2 separate regions of the Mus musculus genome follow, and region 1 is linked to region 2. The links are chromatin loops, found by intact Hi-C in ENCODE. Cell type or tissue: left cerebral cortex. All regions are shown on one strand. Each heading gives the region's core, and the rest is flanking DNA. Links, peaks and the distances in the headings are about the cores only. Region 1 has its middle 16 kb from the start of Gm30354. Region 2 has its middle 8.0 kb from the start of Tmsb4x.

Region 1 (8,343 bases), core at 246-8,245, 300 kb after region 2:
ATAACACAATTTTAAAAGGGGATACAAAGATAAACAGAGAATCCACAACAGAAGAATCTCAAATGGCCAAGAAGCACTTAACAAAATATTCAAAGTTCTTAGTCTTGAGAGAAATACAAATCAAAACAACCCTGAGATTTCACCTCACACCAATCAAATGACTAAGATCAAAAACTCAGGTGCCAACACATGCTGGTGAGGATGTGGGAAAAAAAGACTTACTGTTTTTAATGTCCTCATTATTACAACTTACATCCCCCATACTATCCGGGTTCAAGCCTCAAGGTCTTTCAAATGTAGCAGAAGACCTAGAAACAAAAGCTGTGGAATTATGTACAAATGAAATGCAGTCCCAAAGGAAGAACCATTCAATTGTCTGTATTATACTTAGCTCATCCTACACATCATTGTAAAAAAGGGGGTGGGACAAAAAGGGTGGGGCAAAGGGGGATGGGGCAGCTAACAACTTGTATGTCTTCTTCATGTCAGTGTCCCTTTTCCTATGGTATACTATTGAATATTAGTACCAGTCACTGATGAGGAGCTATTGTCAGGGATCCTAGTAAGTACCTCATCTAACATTTTCTGCAATGTTGCTAGCTTCCTTATTTAGAGAAAGAAGCCCAAGACTAAAGATTGCATAAATGGCTATAGTATTCACAGGACTGTTCAGCAGCTATTTCTAGTCTTCCACATCCAGGGATCATGTTAGACCTTGTGTTTGGGCGACCCATATTCCATTTTGGACAATGAGATGGAGGTGAACGATCTGGTGCCATTTTCAGGCTAAGTAGTTAATTGCAACTCCAAGGTTCCACAGACATTTTCCCCTTCTGCCATGGCTACTGGCCATATCTAAGATGGTAGCTGCCTTGTCAGCCCACTACCCTACCTGCACACATAGTATAAGAAGTGAACCTGTCTGAGGTAAACCTTTTCTGAAACCACGTTCCAAAGTAAAACACATCAACTCCTGATTGGTTTCTGCCAAATATTTGGTCATGGTGACACAAAGATAGCTAATACCCTAATGACATAGATTCACCTCACTTGTACCTCTTAAAATTTGTATCATCTCACAAAATTGTGTCAGAAAATGAGGGCCAATCAATCACTCAATGCGAGTCCTATGGGAACATTTCATATTAATACTAAAATACACTACAAATCTCCACCTTTAAAGAAATTCTATTCCTTCTCTAAGTTATTAAATAATTATTCACTTATATCTTACAATATGTTTTTATTCTAACATTTATAAATGCGTACGGACTTTGTTATAAAGCTACCGTTTATGTAACTGTAATAATTTACTTCTAATGTGTCACCAACACAGGACCAGCAAATGTGTCTTACAGAAACATTGAATACAGAAATAAAGTATTTAATTGTTCACAGCTGGCAAGGAAATGAATTCAAAACCCTGGAAATCAAGAGTTTTCATTTCCCCTTGTTAAATGAAATGCCATCTCTACAATTATTTCCCATTCGTTCCTATTCCTCTGGGTTTAAGTAGAACAGAAACAAAGATTTTTTTTTAAAGTATGTCTACTAAATGCTGTATTCTGAAGAGATCTTACTTTTCCTTTCTGAGTGACAGATTGCTAGGTGAGTGGCTTGAACAAAATTGGTAAAATGATCACAGGTTGATGGCAAATTGGAAAAGTATAAATTCTAGCCCAAGTTCACACACACACACACACTATATATATATATATATATATATATATATATATATATATATAAAATCAGACTCTAACTTTTTGCATTTCTGTGTTTCTGTGTCTTTGTATTTCAAAAGGGCATAATACTTAAAAGAAGTAAACCTTTAACAAGGAAGCCACAAACAGTTGTCACTGTTACTCTGCATATCTTATCCTCCTCTGACTAATACACGTGACTTCTGTATCATGCCAATGCAGATATTGCTTAAGTGCTAGCTTGGCACCATCAATTAGATTAACAAATATTTCACTTAATATTTGTCAAGTGATCCAGATCCCCATGCACATTCTCTCTCCTTTTCTCTCTATCCCTTTCTCCACCCTTCTTCTTTCTCTCTCTGCCTCACATTTTCCCTCTCCAGCATCAATACAAGAGATAGAAGGACAAAGTTTAGTAATAATTAAAGAAGTAAAGAAGTGAGAGATAAATGAAACAGGGTTACTGTAGTGGCTAGATTTATGTCAGCTTGACACAATGCCCAGGCATTTTGGAAGAGGGAATCTTAATTGAGAAAATATCTCCACCATATAGGTCTATGAACAAGCCTATGGTGCATTTTCCTGATTGATGATTGATGTGGGAGGGCCCAGCACACTGTGGGTGGTGCCACTCTTGGCGTGGTGGTCCTAGGCAGTCCTATCATCTCAAGAGACTTGTAGCACGGCATGGTGGCAATATGCCTATGATCCCAGCATTTGGAAGAGAGAAGCAGTTTAGGGTCTAGTCTGTACTACATAATACAAGTTAAAGTACAGCCTGGACTACCTAGTAAGTTCCAGGGAGTGAGGTTACTTAATAAGACTCTGTCAAAGAGATAAAGGAAGAATAAAAGCTAGGCAGTGTTGGTGAATGCCTTTAATCAAAGCACTTGGGAGACAGAGGCAGGTGGATTTCTGAGTTTGAGACCAGCCTGGTCTACAGAGTGAGTTCCAGGACAGCCAGGGCTATACAGAGAAACCCTGTCTCAAAAAGCCAAAAAGGAGGAGGAGGAGGAGGAGGGGGAGGAGGAGGGGGAGGAAGAGGGGGGGATGAGGAGGAGGAGGAGGAGGAGGAGGAGAGGGAAGGAAGGAAGGAAGGAAGGAAGGAAGGAAGGAAGGAAGGAAGGAAGGAAGGAAATCAAATCCTTGCATGGTGGCACACACCTTTAAATCCCAGCACTTGGTAGGCAAAGGCAGGCAGATCTATGAGGTCAAAGTCAGCCTGGTCTACATAGTGAGTTCCAGGCCAGCCAGAGCTACATAGTGAGACTCGGTCTCAGGAAAACAAAACAAATCTACATGCATACATACATACATACATACAAACACACACACAAACAAGTAAACAAGAGCTACAAACAAATGAACAAACAACCCCCCCCAGAGTTTTGTGAGCATATAATCTTCACAGTTTTCACCATTTGAATTTTAGTTAATGTAGAAATAGACACTCTCTTTTCTTCCATAGAGTCTGGGGGATAATTTTCTTGAGAATATATTTCATCCATTGATTAATTCTTTAGAAAATAACTTCTAGAAGTAGTAAAAACTGCTTAATCCAGGTGGACTCATTTTATTTTTTTATGGTGAGTTAAAAATTTATGTTCCAGAGTATAACTTTTCTATTGTATTTTTAAGACAGAGTTTCATGTGGCCCAGGTTTGGTTCCAACTTGGTATGGAGACTGAGGATCAACTTGAACTTCTGGCCTCTTGCTCCTCCCTCTCAAGAGCTAGAATTTGCGGTATGGGCTCTAACTGAATAATGTTCCCAGCCTTGAAATATATCTTTCCCCAACAAGCTCCCATTATGTTTGTGATGGCTGTATGGATGTAAAGGTGCTACTTCTTAATGAGGTTTGATGGATTTTACTCATTTAGCGCAGCCAAGAAAAGTGGGGAAAGGAGCAAAGAATATCAGGTTGGTGTCCTCTGACAATCACTTTGTTAAAGGAGAGTGATGGCAGATGCTACCATTGTGTGCTTTATCTTTCAGAAAAGGTGTACTCCTTAACTCACCTCATGCCAAGGCATCTTTTAATAAGAAGGCCGCAGGAAATGACACTCCAAGAAGAAACAAGATGACTGTTAGACTCCTATTCTTTTATTTCTATACAAGCCATGAGATTTCCTGTCTTGCTCCATCTTACACATCTTCCAGTTTTAGAAATCTGATAGGTCTCCTACTCATGATGCAAAGAAAAAAATCAGTTGTTCCCTTTCCCTCACTCCATTGGCTTGATATATTTGCCATGCTTTGCTAGACCCTTCTGACGGAAAAAAAAAATCTGCTTCTACTTCTACCCACAACGTGTTGGACAGATTGTTCTTAGGTCTAGGTAGCTACTTCCTCAGTTTAATTACACTAGTCCACTCCTACACAAGCCAGTCTTTCCTGAGTCTTGTGATTCCCCACCCTCGGCTTAGTCATGCAATTACAATCACATTAAATCGCCTCCACCTGAGTGGCTTCCTATGCGCATAAATGCACACACATTTCAGCAATGAGCAGAAGCAATTATTTCATAACGAAGCATTTCTTAATAGCCAAGGTACAAATCAATGTTTCTAGATGGTATACCATGACTCTGTCATGTTGTTATGCTAAATACTGGCTCCCAAGGCCTGGTTTCCCCAGGAGATGAGGGAATCTGCACTTACACAAGTGATGCTCCATAACCTTGTCCCCCCCATCCACCCTGGCCCCCAAGTTATCCCTGAATAGTGAATAAAGATGCCTACAGCCTATGACTGGGTAGAAGAGAGGGTAGGTAAGGTTTGAGTTCCCTTGCCTGGGGCTCTGAGAAGAGACCAAGAAAGTTGGTAGGTAGAGGGAGGGAAGATGCCATGAGTTAAGTAAATCATGAAAACATGGCCATGAGGGCTGGCCAATTGAAGTTAAGACCAGCCCAGATGGAACATGGCAAGTTATAACTCAGGGTTATTAAAAAGGAAGTAGACATAATAGCTTAGAGGGTAAATATGTGTCCATTTCTGGTGTAGTAAAGTCTTACAAATATAAAGGTTCTGCGCCTTTTATCTGGGAACTGGATAATCAAAAGCAGGGTAGGAACCCCAATTGAGATTAAATATTTCATACAATAGTTCTGTTCTGGACTCTGCTCCTGGACCTCTTGGTCCATTTGCCCTCTTTCCTTCTCTCTGACTCTAACCTTCATCTCTCGCTTTAACCACTCTCTCTTTCTCTCCTTTTATGTCCCTGTTCAGTGTGAATCATTGCCCAGATGTCTCCGGTTGTGTTCTCCCTCACTGTTACATTAAGACTTTGTTCTTGACCATAAAAAAATATGTATGCAGAGGACCTGCAGGTTAGAAAAAGAAAAAAAAAGAATATGTAAATAAGAAATAAGATAGCATCCATTTTAATAGAGATATTCCAAATAGTATAAACAAAATGCCCAGAAAAGAAGGCAAGTTGCCCCTGTGCACAAGGCCAGATGACTGAACTTCAAGATTACAGAGGGCTAAAATGCTGCAAATCAGAACCAAATTATCATGGACTATTTTTAGTCCCATTAAAGATAATTAATCATGTAACTAACCTAACACCCTTATAACTATCTAAACCAGTGTTTCTCAACCTATGGGTCACAACCCTTCTAAGAGGATGTTACATATCAAGATATCCTGCATATAAGATATTTACATTATGATTCATAACTAGCAAAATTACAGTTATGAAGTGGCAACAAAGTAATTTTTATGACTGTGGGTCACCACAACATGAGGAACTAAAGGGTTACAACATTTCAAAAGTTGAGAACCACTGACATTTAAAATGTAATTCTCAGTAGACCATTAGTTTCCACCCACCCAAAAGCAAAGAATGTCATCCGATAGCCTCTGGCACCCTCTGCAGTTTTCCACCTTTTCTAGAGCTTATCTACCTGTGATCCCCACCAATATATTGGGCAAATGCCTTGACCAATAGCTCTTTTTTCCAGAAATGATAAAGTTCCATATAACCATTCCTACAGTGCAACGTCTTCCAGGACAACCAGAATCACTGTTCCTGGGCCTTGGTCAGTAATATCTGGCTAAAAAAGAAACTGTCTGTGGTGAAGGATATGTTTGCATTTACACAAGAATATTAAAATAGGAGACTGAGTAGATAGAACAATAGCCAAGGTTGTTCTCTAGTTTACACACACACACACACACACACACGAGAAAATGTTAAAATAACAAGGAACCAAGGTGCGTATGACCTTTGATTTTAGCTTTACTTCTTCCCCAGGTATAAATGTTCTGAGAATATCACAAACAAGAATGCTTTTCTTGTTTTCTGTCAGGCACATACGCCTCTTAACTCCCTTGTGACTTAATATTGTTATTAAAATTACACTGCACTCTCCCTGTGGCTCTCCAGAACTCTCAGAGTACCTGTTGAATTCAGATGAGATAGAGCATAAAGTAGAAGACAGGCAGATCTTGTTACAGGCTAACATGAGCCACTTTGAAGAATGGACAGTGACCAAATGGGCACTGTGGAGGAAAACACTCACAGCGTGAGAGTAGAAATAGACAAGGAGATCTAAACCTGTGGGCCTGAGTGTTTAGGGAACCTTTATATTATTTTCTTTCCTGTCCAGGTGATGGACCAAATGGATTAACCTTAAAAGAAGAGGAAAGCACTTTGTGTTCTTTACCAGAAAGCCCTCTAGGCAGTAATCTTGAACTCTTTTTGATACTTCAGAAATTCATATCTCTCCCTGGGGCAGAGGTGAGACACGCATTCCAATCTCATGTAACACTATAGATTAAAACATTAAGAAGAAAAAACAGCAAATATATTGTGGTGGTGTGACTAAGAGTGGTCCCCTTGGGCGTATATATTTGAATGATTGGTCATCAGGGAGAGGTAGTACTTGTGAGGGGTTAGGAGATATGGCCCTGTAGGTGTGGCCTTATTGAAGGAAATGTGATATTTGAGGTGGGCTTTTGAGGTTTCAAAAGCCCAAACCAGGCCCAGTGTCTCTCTTTTCCTGTTGCTTTTGGATACAGATGAAAAACTGTCAGCTCCTTCTCCAGCACCATATCTGCCTGCATGCTGCCATGCTACCCACCATGATGATAATGGACTCAATCTATGAAACTGTAAGCCAGCCCCAATGAAATGTTTTCCTTTATAAGAGTTGCCATGGTAATGGTGTCCCTTCACAGCAATAGAACACTCAGGCATAAATCTCATATATCTATAAAAATAATCATAGTTTACCTCTGCTATTTCACCCCTTTAATATAGTATTTTAAATCATTATATACTTTCCTTTTGTATTATTTCATTCTGTTTCTTCTTCATAGCAATATAGAATGTGTGTTTTATCTACATTTAACAAGTATAAAACCTGAAGCAGTAAATACACACATGTGAAGGTGAAGCAGTGGGTGGATTCTGTGTTATGTATGCCTGAATGTATGATAGAGGTGCACATGCACACACAAATATATGTTTTATATATATATATATATATATATATATATATATATATATATATATATATATATATATATATATAACTGGGGTGCATATATACATAAACACACACACACACATGCATACACACACACACTTACATACCTACCTGTAGGGATTGTTGGGATCTTGATGGATACACGGAGGAGTTGTGTTCTGGAACCCTTAGCTCTCTGATTAGGAAGGGCAGAGTTTTGCTTGACAGACCTCAAAGTGGGGCCCTGGTTTATTTTTCAGAGAGTCTAGAAACTGAGAAGGCAGATTTTAATAAGTATGATTTTATCTTCTCTTGCAACTCCATGGTTAAGGTGGAGGAGGAAAAAGATGTCATTCTTATTCCCATTCATACCCCAGTGATTAATTCCAAGAATCTAATGGTTAAAGATGAAGCTCTGGGAATTGAGCCATTTCTTTCCTATCACATCAGGCACCAATGGCAGAGAAGATGTTCTGGCAGGGAGAGAATTCCTATAATGGGGCTCTCTAGTGTATGTTGGGGCTCTCTAGTGTATGTTGGTAAATGAGTGTCAAAACCCCTGAAAAGGCACCAAGCACCAATAAGGTATGGCTGAATCAGAAGATCACCAATAACAATGCCTTGCAGGGCCGTGGGTGTTAGGGGAAGTGGGGAGTGGGAGAGAATTCTCATCCTGCCAGAGTTCCGGTGCTCTGGGCGGGCAGACAGGAGAGGACTGCCAGACACTTTCCACGAGGCCCCACGGTGGGCATCTGGCTGTGTTAGGCCACTGACCACACACGGCGGGTGTTGGACAAGGGGCAGTCCCAGGTACCAGGTTCTCAGCCTCCGGCATCCCATGCTAGATACTTCGGAGTAGCTGAAAACAGAATAGGGGCCCCGGTGCGGCACTTGGCCCCCAGGGAGGAAGGCTGGAGAGAGCAGGGGGAAAGGGGGGCACTGGGTGGCTCCTATGCAGGTGAGAGTCCTTAGTCTGGTCTGTGGCTGCAGTGTAGGAAGGCATTCTGAAGGGAGGTTAGACATGGCTCAGCTCGTTAGGAGAAAGCCTATCCCATTGTCCAAGCATGGTGGGCTTTCAAGATCAGACACAGTCTATGGTTTTAGAGCTTTATTGTAGAAAGGCAGGGGAAAGAGAGAAGGTAGAGAGAGAGAAGAAGAGGCTGGCCA
Region 2 (8,343 bases), core at 36-8,035:
GAGGTTTGGAGCCAGACTTGAGTACAAAGGACCCTCTCTCAAAATAACGAAAATGAAAGAAAATTAGAAATGACCAAATGCTGAGAAATGGGTGCAAAGTCAGGAACAACTGCCCACATCATGAGATATTGGAATTTGACTAAAATGCTACTGGAGTAGAAGAGAGTCCTTTGCTGCTGTTTTGTTATGGTGGTGATGGTGGTGGGGTATTATTACTATTATCATTTTTAAATGCTTTATTTGATGAAGCATTCTGTATTCTTCCTAGGAGAGAATCTTCCAGAAGGGCTGGAGGTATTTAGGAATTCCTGGGGGAATTTATGTTTCTGCTACCTGAGCACTTAAGGTTGCCAGTATTTTCAGAGATGTTGAAGGAGAAAAGAAATGTATCCTTAGTACAAGAGAGAGAATATTTCAACTAGACACACTTGTTACCACATCTTTGACTGGTCTCCTCTCAGAAGGAATGGGCCAAAGGAACTTCTGTACACTGCAGACAAACTGAACCTAGTGGTGCATGCATGTAATCCAGGACTTGGTAGGATAAGACATGAGGATCAACCTAAGTTCCAGGGCATTTTGGGACTCCAGAAAAACTCCTGTCTCTAGAATAAAATGGGATAAAAACCAGTCACAGAGTTTTGAAGTTCTGTAAACTTGGAACCAATCTAGATGAATAAACCAGAACTGGAGAAAAGAAAAGGCTCACTGAAAGACCCGTGGGTTGGAGCTGTTTTCAAAGCTCACCAAATTTTCAACTATTTTAGCTGTGCATATCCCAACCTTCTCGTGGATGGACTTTTAAAGCCACTTTTCAGGAGAACAGCACACTTTTGGTAGTGTGTGCAAAATGATTGAGTAAGTGTGGAGTAGAAGGCATGGGGGCAGGCAAACAGTCTGACATGCGCACAGCCGCTCAGCCTTCCTACACTTCTTCCAGCCCTTGTAGCCACACCTAGGTTTCGTTGCCCATACACGCACTGAAGGTTCTGTTTCTTTCTCCCAGAGAAGCATAATTCCTCAAGACACAAAACTGAGTTTGTTTCTTCTTTCTTTTCCCAACATTTCTAAAAATATGAGTGCTATTCATGCTTACTAGAAAGAATACTGCATTTTGGAAACTGTGTTACAGCCAGAAAATAAATTTTAAAAAAATCGTGAGTCTTCCTTAGCTCAAAATGTACATTTAAAAAGTTTTCAATAATGTAGAGAGCAGGAAATGTTTCCATAGCAGCCGGCATGGGCCTAGTGTGAAAGTGAGAGAAGCAATGTAAGCACTTTCTTTGCTCTCACCCCACTGCGCTCAGTTGTATATTAGGCTTTTAAAAGTTATTTGTAAATTATATCTTCATGAGCAGCTTACAAGATAATCTAACAGAAAGAAACACACCATTTGGGGATCCATCTATACTTTTATTTGTGCATAATGAAAGGGGGCACAATGACAAGCTTAAGAATCAAATGTAGAAAGAACTGAAAACTGCATGCATCAAGTTATATTTCCCTAGGGCATTTGTATAGTCTTCTCTAGCCATGTCGTCTGCTTCCTGCCTTCCTCAATTGTGTGGACGGAGTTGTGCATGCTACCTTCCTTGGGTGTGTATTGAGTATTCTTTCCTGTTTAAAAGTCTCGCACGGTAAGAGAAACATTAATTAGAGCTTTGCTCCTTAATTGGAGACTTCATGCAATGTGCTGACTTAGAAGTACTTTTGAACATGTGATTAATATTCTAGATAGCACTATTATATGTTCGTGCTTTTTTATGAAAAAAATAATCAAGTTTAATTTAGAGAACACTATCAGAATGTATCTGAAAGACTGCATTGGCATCCGAAGAAGAAGGAGAAGAAGGAGAAGAGGAGGAGGAGGAGGAGGAGGAGGAGGAGGAGGAGGAGGAGGAGGAGGAGAAATAAAAGCAACCTGAAAATCATGTTTATTAGAAGACTGGAGAAAAATAATAATGACATTTAGCTTTAAAAATCCTAAGTTTCTTGCAAATCAACTTACTTCAAAGCGGAAGAAAGCTAAGTCATTTTAAATATCATAATACATGTAGGCTTCTTTCATTGAATATCATATACATTTAAAGGGAAAGTTATACAGAATTTCTTTCTTTTTCTTTTCTTCCTTCTTTTTTTGATAAGATCAATTATTTATTTCTGAGAACTCTAAAGCCTTCAATTTGCCAGACAAAGAGCATTGGAATATTCCATTTAGTTTATTTACATATCTCTTCACCAATTTCTCCAATGCACACAGTTTCTTCTCTACTCTCCAACACTAGTTAAAGATCAGCCATCAGCATTCCATGTCCTCTGAAACTCTGTCATTTCGTACTTTCACTCATACTTCCTGATCCTGAGGCGGTAAGCTCCATGAGCTTCCTGGTGGTGCTTTGGTTTGGTTTGTTCTGAGACCGACCAGGGCTCACCATGCAGTTCAGACTAGCCAGGATCTCTCTGCATCAGCCTCTCCAGAGCTGAGACTTGAAACATCACCATGCCGGGCCTTTAAAATATTGTCTGAAAGGATAAATTTAGGAAGCTTTGAACAGTAACTTGCCATTGACTTTGGTTAAGCTGATTTGATTCTGTACCTACAACCAGCAACATCTTCTCCACATTAAGCCTGAATGATGGATCATTAGTTTACTCTAACAATATTTACTGATTGTCTATTCCATGTTGAGTATTTTTATTTGCCACAGACATATACTCATAAGTAAAAAGTCATAGTACCTGTCCTTGTGTGTTCTCCATCAATTAGAAGATACTGTTTTCATTTAACTTTGAGTAGTGAATGCAAAGACATTGCTCCCTTGAATTTCTAAATTCTGTTTTTCAGGAGTTGGGGCAGAAATATTAGGTGTTCTGGGCCATCCTGAGCTATATAGTCAGTTTAAAACCAGCCTGAGGTACACGAGACCCTGTCTTAAATAAGTAAATAAGTAAGAGACTGGTAAGATGGCTCAATAAGAGAATGTGGACAATGGAAATGGAGAGGTGCCTGCCACCAAGCCTGACCACATGTGTTCCAACCCCAAGCCACATACGGTAGAGGGAAAGAACTGACTCTTGCAAGTTGTCCTCTAATCTTCATTTTTGTGCTCCAAAACAAACAAAGAAACAAACAAACAAACAAAAATGGAGATAAACCCTGAAGTTCAGCCAGTCTGACCCAAAGAGCAAAACAGAAATGTTCAGTGAGAGATGCTGTCTTTAAAGATGATGTGGTTGAGAAGCTATAGAGAAAGATATATGGATATCAATCTCTTTTGTCTGCACAGGCCAACTTGAGTAAGGACACTGTCTCCAACACCCCCCCCCCACACACACACACACACTATGGTGAGTTTTCCAGAGAAATACTTCTTATTGCTAAGTCCTTCCTCTGTTCACATCTTCTTTTAAACTTAATTGTAAAACTGTTGGGAACAGAAAGCATCACTGGAAAGCAGGAAAGATGATACAAGCCTATAGTCTCAGTACTCTGGAGGTAGAAACAGGAAGATTAGCACAAATTTTAGGCTAGCCTGAACTATATACAGCAAGTTCCATGTCAGCTAAGGCTATATAGCAAGACTTTCTGAGAGGGAGGGAGGTTGGGAGGGAGGGAGTGAGAGAAAGAGAGAGAGAGAGAGAGAGAGAGAGAGAGAGAGAGAGAGAGAGAGAGAGAGAGATGTGTGATGTTTGAGCCTCAGGGAATGAATTTAGCATGATCATGAGTGCTCAAAGCTAGCCATAAGTACAGTACCTGGTTGGCTGAGGAAAAGGTCATATTTATTTAGTGGGGTTTCGCAGCTTCAAGTATCAATGGAGAGGGTCAAGTTATGTTCATAATCTATTCAAAGCAGCAGAAACCATTCCTGTCACATAATTGTCAAACCACAGGAAATGATGCTTTTCCTCATTACCACATTCAGCTCTGTAAGTGGCTGATAGCTTTGCCTTCGCAGTCTTTCTGATAGTGTTTTCTCAATTTAGAAACAAAAATACTTCACAAGATTAATGTATATGTAAAATGCCAGATGCCCTGGGATCATTTCTATTTAAAAGAGCAGCTTGCTTGGAGGTCAGAAAAGGTCCTTATTTTCTTCACATTTATTGAGAACCTACTGTGTACCCAACTTTTTCCTGGTTTCTGGGAACACAAAGTAGTGCCGGTCTGGTGCTGGGCTGATATAAGAGGTGGATTCAAGGTGAGTGAAGAGTCCCTGTACAGCATAAGTCAAGTGTGTTCATTCAGCAGCCATTTCCTCGGCTATTTTCGTTCAGTAAAATCCTGGGCTGGGAAATGCCTTGGAACTGGATTGGAACAGCTACAGCACCTGGTAAAGTAGTTTGTAATTCACCCTTAGGCAAATGGGAGATATCAGAGTTGAATTCAGAGTCCTCATGAAGCAGCTTGTAACTCTCCATTCTGCTATGTAGGCATAAGGAAGGTTGGGCAAGAAGAAACAGCCCATACTTGTCATCCCAAAAGCCGATTAAGATCCCCTTGTTACAGTAAGCTGGCACCAGGAGGTAATAAATCTTACTGTGATTGGGATTTCTTCAAGGCTGTGTGAGCTTGTACTATCTCTAGATTCTAAACACTTTTCTGTGCTCATTTGCTACCAATTTTAAACTGGTGTGAACAGAAAAGCAGTAGTTTTGAATACTTAAATTAGATCATTGTGTGTGTGTGTGTGTGTGTGTGTGTGTGTGGAGGGGGGAGGTTATCTAAGGACTGCAGTCTAAAAGACCAGGCAAACGCTGGTCTTCAATCATGTATTAGGCTCCTGAATATGCTACAACAATAATCACAATTTTTAGAGCCCCAAACAACAGAAATGGGGTTGGAAGGAGACTACTCGCCTACTAAATACGTGGGTCTATGGAAGGAGAGACAGAAATCGAGGGATTGGTAAACTGTATTACTTACTTCCCTCATTATGTGACAAAATAACCAATTAAAAACAACTTAAGGAAGGAAAGCTTTATTTTGGCTCAGGGTTGAAAGAGAGACAGTCCATTATGGTGGGTGAGGCATGGCAGTGAAGGTCTTTGGTTGTGGGAGTATGAAGCTACTGCTTGTTATATCTTGGCAGAATCACAAAGCAAAGGGATTAATCAGACTGTATCCAGACCCCAACTACAACTTTCAAAGCTGGCCCCTAGGGAACCACTTCTTCCAGCTCAACTATACTTCCTAAAGGCACTATAACTTCTTAAAAAGAGAATCAGTGTGTTAAGAAAAACTTGTGTGGACCATTTTACATGTAAACCATTACACACTTTTATTGACAAACCATTCTATCTTTCAAGGGCTAATATAGAAAAACTTGTAGGAATTGTCATGGAATAGAATGAAAGGAATATCAAAGATTGTCTGTTGCCTGTGACTACAGACATGAATAACTCAGGTGTCAAAGAAGACAATTGTACTATTATAGTAGGTTAAATTATCACCAAAGATGGGAAAAATACCATACAGGAGATAACTATATGCACCCTTTCATAAATAAACATTTCCTCGTAGGATTTCCTTAAAAGCGAAGGTAATTTACAGGGTTTCTGTTGCACTATCTGCTGAAAGAAAATGGTGACCTTCCCGGGCTCACCAAATTAAGACCAATCTAAACTAAATAAAAGAATGTGAAAGTGAGAACTCTAGTTTGTGAAAGAATAGTTGTAATAACTAACCTGAACTTATAATTTCAACAATTCTTGGTAACTTGAATTCAAATGTGATCTGTGAGTTCATGTGTATAAGCATAAATACTTTAAGCCTCCTCTGTGTGTGTGTGTGTGTGTGTGTGTGTGTGTGTGTTGTATATTCTTCTAAATGTTTCATTGGCTGTCTATAGGTTCTGTGCTATATATGTATGTAAGAACACATACATATATATCAAGAATGGACACAGCTTTGGGAAGAAGAGGCAAGAAGGCTTCCAACTCAATGCCCAGCTGTGCTATAAAGAGACCCAGTATATATATATATATAAAAAGATAAAACAAACAAGATGATCTCACATAGAATCAACATATTGGCAGCTACTGTTTTGATCATTCATCCTCTGAGGAGTTGTTCTCTGAAACAGGCCTTAAAGTGTTCCAGTAGAGAGATGGCTATCCAAAAGGCAGTCAGGTTAGGCCTGACGGCCATGTTTCAGTGAATGAATTCTTCAGGTTCGAAGCATGCAAGACCAAAAGGATCTAACATAGACATTAGGAGCCATGTGCTCCACAGAAGGATGGAGAGTTTCAGGTCAGCCTGGACCCCATAATGAGACCCTGTCTCAAAAAAATATACATAGGGGAATGGAGAAGTAGCTGCTCACTAAAGAGCATTTGATGTTCTTTCAGAGGACTGGAGTTTGGTTCCCAGTAGGGAGACTCATAACTACTTGGAACTCCAGTCCAAGGCATTCAGTGTATCCCTCTGACCCCTGTGAGTAGCCCCTTCCCAGTACATACACAAATGAATTTTTGACAGCTAGAATTTATCTCCTCCCACTTCTTCTGGAAGCTCACAACCAAGTACAGTGCCACCATTGTATTGCTAGAATTTCATAGACATTTTGCTTGGCCAAGGCCAGTTCTGACTTGCTGCCATGACTTACATCATAGGTGTGTCCAGGTAAGATCCACTAGGGTGTGAGAATGAATTCGTGCTTTAAGTCACAAGGCCAGGTGAAGGAGAAGTGTGAGGGGCCCCCGACTAGTTAAGAGAAGCTGGAGAAGCAGCCAGCTGTCCCCCATTTTAACCTCTACTTCCTGACCCCAGCTCTATGGTTATCAGGCCACACCCTAAAGCATGTTTTTCAAACTTCAGGCCTGGTCACAGGAAATCAAATTGAGTTGATTCTTACCAGCATTAACAATGAGATATAAAACAAAACAAGCAAGCAAACAATGGCAAGAAAAACAAGACAAAACAAATCACTACAAAGGAGTAGAACAGGGGCTATCAGCTTCTGCTCCTAGGAGCTGTAAGAATCATTGACTCAAATTTCTGTGAATTCTTTATGTGTGAGAGAGTAGGAGTCTGTGCTTTTGCACGCTGACATGTGATGTAAAATGTTCCTCAGTGTGAGGCAGAGTCACATTTGTCACGACTCCCATTTCTCAGCCTTTACCTTGTTCAAAACCTCCTTTTCTTTTTCTTTTTTCTCCATCTGGCTTAGATTCCTAATCATCATTCACTTCATACAGGCTTTGAACCCACTCTGTCCACACTCTGTTAAAGCGGCCTTCATACCCTAGCCCTGAATCCACTCCACTAACCTAGTTTCCAATCTTCAGCTATACTTTCAACCACTAGCAGGTAAAATGGGACACTTTCCTATACTGCTGCCTCTGAACTTGTTGCTTATTCATTGTCATTTTTGTTTGTTTGTTTGTTTGTTTTGTTTTGTTTTTATATGGGTATAACTACTGCTATGGGATTTCCCTTTTTTTTTTTTCATCTACTAAGGACAGGAAAGGTGGCCACAAAGCATGGAGTTTCTGTGTGGGGGCTGAAAGAAATAAATAAGTATATCATAGATGCTCAATATATGGTCTTTGATTGCAACCCTCTTAGCTCTTAAATAAACAAGTAATTTCTCTCCTTGCTTGGCCTCTTGCGGGCTTTTGATCACACTGACTGCACCTTCCGTTCTGAGTCCCTCTCCTCTCTTACCACCTGCTAGCCTCAATTCCTCTCTTCTTCTTCTTCCATCAATTTCTCTGACTGCCTTTTCTTTCTCACATAGCCCCGACTCCAGGTTTATTACTTTGGTGCTGGACTTGACTCTACAAAGTGAAAGGCAGTCCTTTCATATCAGAACATATATTCTTTTTGACTTCTGAGCTCTTGTCCCTGGAATGCAGGAACCCTAGAGAACCACTCACTTTCCAAAATATGAAGCCTTCCTTGCATGGCCTGGTGTCTTGACTTTAGAACGTGAGGTTACTCTCTTCTCCCAGAACGCCTTCAAGTTACTGGTTTAATTAAATTTCAAAAATAATTGGAGGAGCTAGAGAGATATCTCAGTGGTTCTTAAGAGTACTTGCTCCTCTTGCAGAGAACAGGAAGTTAGTTCCCAGTACCCACCTGGTCAGTCACAACCATCTGTAACCCCCCATTCCAAAGGATTCAGTTCCCTCTTCTGACCTCTAAGGGTACTACTCACACCCAGTGCACATACATATATGCAAACAAAACATTCCTACACATATAATTTAAAAACAAATAATTGAAAATTTACAAGGGTAGTCAAAAGAATGCACTACACCCTTCAACTCTAATTACTAGTTACAAACATTTTAGTACATTTCCCCCCATTTTCTCTCTCTCTTTTTTTCCCTTGCAATCTT

What was found. Hi-C counts contacts between places; a loop is a spot of excess contacts. Peaks named below come from ENCODE experiments on the same cell type or tissue, not always from the same donor. Only the 100,000 strongest peaks of a DNase experiment are listed, where the experiment ranks them.
Region 1: a loop joins it to region 2, with 2.0 times the contacts of the local background. A loop is called at or near these places in 2 of 42 quality-filtered maps.

The regions. Positions count from the first base shown.
Region 1 is chrX:166,896,713-166,905,055 of GRCm38, reverse strand. No RefSeq gene overlaps it. Among named protein-coding and RNA genes, the nearest start is that of Gm30354, 16 kb to the right of the region's middle. In left cerebral cortex, for the core only: no CTCF peak of the experiment used is centred there; a DNase peak (open chromatin) is centred at 4,074.
Region 2 is chrX:167,197,089-167,205,431 of GRCm38, reverse strand. No RefSeq gene overlaps it. Among named protein-coding and RNA genes, the nearest start is that of Tmsb4x, 8.0 kb to the left of the region's middle. In left cerebral cortex, for the core only: no CTCF peak of the experiment used is centred there; DNase peaks (open chromatin) are centred at 913, 1,188, 4,387 and 7,045.